Regions from separate parts of the Mus musculus genome. Here region 1 is linked to region 2. Evidence: chromatin loops called from intact Hi-C (ENCODE). Cell type or tissue: heart. All regions are shown on one strand.

Region 1 (2,500 bases), 580 kb after region 2:
TCAGCCTGAACAGTGATGGCTAGATGGCTGTGATTGCTCTCCAAAACTCCTGTCCCATTTCCCCAGTCATCACTAATATACAGAGACAGAGACAGAGAGAGAGAGACAGAGAGAGAGAGACAGACAGAGACAGAGAGACAGAGAGACAGAGAGGCAGAGAGACAGAGAGAGGCAGAGAGACAGAGACAGACAGAGACAGAGACAGAGACAGGCACAGGCACAGGCACAGGCACAGGCAGGCACAGGCACAGGCACAGGCACAGGCACAGGCAGGCACAGGCACAGGCACAGGCACAGGCACAGGCACAGGCACAGGCACAGGCACAGACACAGACACAGACACAGACACAGACACAGACACAGACACAGAGACACAGACACAGACACAGACACAGACACAGGCACAGGCACAGACACACACTCAGACACAGACTCGGGAACAGACAGAGAGACAGAGTAGGGATTCAAGCTTTTAACTTGAGACAAGATTTCTTTTTTCCTCACAAACAACCAACTCTTTTTTTATATATCTCATTTCCCCCTTTTTTATTAGCTATTTTCTTTATTTACAATTCAAATGCTATCCCAAAAGTTCCCTATACCCTCCCCCTGTCCTGCTCCCCTACCCACCCACTCTCACATTTAACAACCAATTCTTACCATCATATAATATAGCAAAAAAAAATCTTTCAAGAAATAGTCATGTTCCAGGTGAGCCAATGTTCTTCACAGGTCTGAAAGAACACATCCTGATGGGAAATGACTGTGTGTTGTGTTCTTTTGAAAGGCTTATTGACAAAAACAGATGGTGCAGGTGTCTGCCTGCAGTTGTAATTGTAGTGACCTTCCTGTAACTAAAACAAACACCCAAACACCATCTCATCTCATCTCCTGGCTGCCATTAAAAGTCTTACTTTTTTTGTCCTGGAAACAAACATTTTTAAAATTTTAATAGAAAAGAAGGAATCAAGAACATATAAAAGAAGGAAACACGCACTCAGGTAGAGAGAGAGAGACAGAGAGAGGGAGAGAAAGGGAGAGAGAGACAGACAGCCATCAAATAAATAAACAGCACAAAGGCTCCTGTGGTTGTCAGGCTCAGATACTGAAGATCAGACTTAAGCAACACATGTCTGGCTGCTGAGACAGAGGGACTGGAATAAATCCAGCAAGGACACATCTGGGAGTGCCAGTGTGTGAATGCAGTTTAGCTGGCCTCCCACACAACAGGAATTCCACCAGAAGTATGTGCTCTGGGTGGAAGAGAGCAAAAATGTGTTCAGAATATCACTAAGGAGACCCAGATGCATTATCTCGGCCAGAGTGCAGAAGACAGTGCAGAGAGTGAATGGTTCCCAGACTAAAGCAGACAGTGTGCTTTATTGACATTGGTGGAGCTGGGCATCGGAAAGAAGGGACGAGAAATACTCAGTATACTGAGAAGGATGAGACGCTTGAAAGCATCAGGACATATTTCCGGAGCTTTCAAAACCAATAATGTCTGTGGCATTTTGCAGGCAAAGAATGATCAAATTAAAGGCATTTTAATCTTCCTGCTCCAGGTTTTGGCTGTCATAAGTTCACCTTTAAAATATCAAGGCAGTTGCTCCTCCTGAGTTTGCTTCTCTATAACAGGTTGTTTTTATAACCAACATACAATTTTCAGAATGAGTTTTGGTGCAAGAAATATATTTGATCTTACAGTTACAAAAGTGTTTTTGGCTTCCAGACTCACTTTGAAAGAAGACACATGTGTGGGCTATCATGTGTGTTTATTTGCAGAGCTTTGATCTTTTAAAATGTGTCTTCAGTAGCTTAGTTCTGCTTAAATACTCCTAAATTTTACCATTATAAATAAATAAATATACATACATTTATATTTGTGTTTTATCATTTTTTAATTCACAGTTTAAATAAAAATATATCTTTCCATTAATACAGAAAAATAGTTGTAGATATGAACATACATTTCAAATAGTCATCCTCCCACAAATTACATGTCTAGTCAAAGGGGACTTAACAAATCCAGCAAAACGCTTTTCTGAACTGTGTCAATTCTGTTTACCTGAGACATTTTAGTAGTTCATTCTCTCAGTTGGATGCATATTAACATGTATAAGCTAGCTGTGACATCATATATCAATTTAAATTTTTATAGTGTATAGCTTTATTTTTTATTAGATATTTTCTTTGTTTACATTTCAAATTTTATCCCCCTTTCTAGTTATCCCCTCAAAAAAAATCCCCATACCCTCCCCCTCCCCCTGCTCCCCAACCCATCCACTCCCACTTCCTGGCCCAGGTATTCCCCTATACTGGGGCATAGAACCTTCACAGGACCAAGGGCCTTTCCTCCCTTTGATGACCAACTAGGCCATCCTCTGCTACATATGCAGCTAGAGACACGAGTCCCACCATGTGATTTCTTTGGTGGTTTAGTCCCAGGGAGCTCTGGGGTTAGTGGTTAGTTCATATTGTTGTTCCACCTATGGGGTTGCAA
Region 2 (2,500 bases):
TATGGACATCTTAAGAACACATAACACAAGTATCTTTATTTAAGAATGTGAGATCAGTCTGTGTTCAGCACAGTATTATTGTGGGCTTTTATTCATAAATTGCTCTTAAAGCATATAGAAAGAGAACAGAACAAAAAAGTATGGTAAGAATTTTTTGAGAATATTTTTCCTAAGATTGTGTGTGTGTATATGTGTGTGTGTCTGTGCATGTGTATACACATACACACACACACACACACACACACACACACACACACACACATATATATATATATATATATATATATATATATATATATATTTGTGCTTGATATATATGTATTACTCATTAAATGTATTCATTAAAGTTGATGTAATGCTCCTTCACGGTTATTGTTTTTAAAGCTGTCCTCTTTTGAATAGCTTGAAGGTCCTTCAGGAATTGCAAGCTCTGTTGTGAAACAGAATGTTCATATCGTCCTGTTACTCTTTGGCTCTGCTAGTTCGCTGATTAAAATAGGCTCACGCGCAGGACGCTAATCTCTGTTTATAGAAAATAGCAAACAGATGGAGAAGCAATGATGAGTAAAAATAGACCCTTTCCTCCAGCAGATCTTTTAACACATAGATGTCAAGAAAGCCAAGAAGTCAGTGAAACCTAGTCTGGTGTTCCCTACACTACCCTGAAGTGACAAATCGCATAATGACAGGGATCCGTTTGCTCCTGAGGCAACAGCTAAGCGGGACTTCCAGTACTTTCTATTATAGGTGGCTTTTTCATTGCAACCTCCATTTACTTGGCAGGGCCTCTGGAATCTCTGACTGGAACTCTGAATGAACACTCCTCTTGTTTGAATCCTGCTGATCCCCCAACTGTAACTGGATCAGCTGACATCACCAGTGTGCTGAGCCCTGTGAAATGTCTCTGTAATTGGACTCCACTCTTGAGTCAGAGCTTGGTAAACCCTGGAGAGGCGCTGTGGTCCGCGTGCTCAGCATGACTCATGCCTCTAGTGCCTGGAGACTGTTGCTATGTGAGACTTCCTGTTAAGTGTTTACTTCTTACAGTGGGTTTGTCCTGTCCCAAGAGCTATTTGGATTTGGTATGCGGGGTGGGGTGGGGTGGAGTGGGGTGGAGTGGAGTGGGGGCAGGGGCAACTAGGGCAAAGGATTTGCCTTTTTCTTCTGAAAACAAGGATCCTGGGAGAGTCAGCTCTGAGTTAACTTCCTTAAATGGTCTGGCAGCTCATGTTTACAGGAAGAGGAAAATCTGGGAAATGCTGATAGAAGTCATAAATGCAAGGAGGGAAAAATAGCATAGTTGAGGTCATATGCAGGTGCCTGAGGGTTATTTTTTTTTAATGCCTATTTGTGTCATTCTTATGCCAAACATGCTTTAAATTATTCAAAATGGTTTTATTTAGACTGCTTTTAAAATTAAATAAACATTTTAAAGTTTTCAGTCAAAACTCTTCTGTGACAAATTAAGGAACATTGAAGAAAAGGCATAGAGACAACCTACCAGGTAGCACTTTACAATTGTGAAATCATTTTCTTTTCTGAATGATAGGTAGCTATAAGACACGGTGGCGGTTGAATAAACATTTAATCAAAACCAATATACGTTTATGTGAACATGTGTTTCTACACGTGGTTTTATAGATAGAAGTGGAGACTGGATAGAAGGCCAGTATATTACAAGGAAATGGGATTTGATTCTTCAACAGTGCTCAGATCATTCAGGCGTATGAATATACTGGATTGTGATGCAACCTTGGTAATAGGGAGTTCAAGCCAACTCTATTCTCAGAGTCATATGAATTCAGCTTAGTTCACATTGCCAAGGCACACTGGCAACTGCAGCTGACACAAGAGATAATCCATGTGTCAGCCAAGAACAGATAAAGAAGAGTATGAGATTCTTGGAGCTAACTCAGGCTGGGAACAGGAGAGGTGTTCATTGCTGTTCTGTAAACAGCAAAGACAGGAGCAGAATAAGGAGAATGTCATGTTGAACCTGTGAGTCACAAGACCAGAACTAAAACAAAGCCCTCGGGGGCCATATACACCCCAAGAAGCCAAAGGGGTGCTTTGGAGAAAGTCTAACTTCATTGTGCTTATAGAGTAGAGTGGTTAATGGAGCCAGCATTATGAACCTGCATATACAGCTCTTTCTTGTTCCTTCTCAAGAACAGTAGCTTTTCAGAAAGTTGAAGGAAAAAAAATAGCAAGTATTGGAAGAAGGTGTTACAGTAACTAGTACTGTATGTTTACTTTGCCTAGAAAGGATCTCATGCCATCCAGGCTGGCCTATTGAGGTTGGTCTTCACCTTTTAATCCTCTATGTGCTATTTCTCTTTTGTGAGGATTAGAGACATGATACCACCTTGCACCATTTAACGTATGTTGGGCATTGAACCCAATTGTAGAAATAATATTTCAGTATTCACAGAGCCAGAGAGGGCAATCCTCAGATTATGGGTTTTAAATGCAACCACTTGTATCATCATTAATACATACA

The links. Hi-C counts contacts between places; a loop is a spot of excess contacts. Peaks named below come from ENCODE experiments on the same cell type or tissue, not always from the same donor. Only the 100,000 strongest peaks of a DNase experiment are listed, where the experiment ranks them.
Region 1: it touches region 2 in a loop (14-fold over the local background); 3 of 42 quality-filtered maps call a loop at or near these places.

What each region holds. Positions count from the first base shown.
Region 1 is chr13:5,346,919-5,349,418 of GRCm38, forward strand. No RefSeq gene overlaps it. Among named protein-coding and RNA genes, the nearest start is that of Gm40659, 89 kb to the left of the region's middle. In heart, no CTCF peak of the experiment used is centred here; DNase peaks (open chromatin) are centred at 793 and 1,193; H3K27ac peaks cover 554 bases.
Region 2 is chr13:4,770,684-4,773,183 of GRCm38, forward strand. No RefSeq gene overlaps it. Among named protein-coding and RNA genes, the nearest start is that of Gm40658, 46 kb to the left of the region's middle. In heart, a CTCF peak has its summit at 951; DNase peaks (open chromatin) are centred at 968 and 1,888; H3K4me3 peaks cover 853 bases; H3K27ac peaks cover 1,580 bases.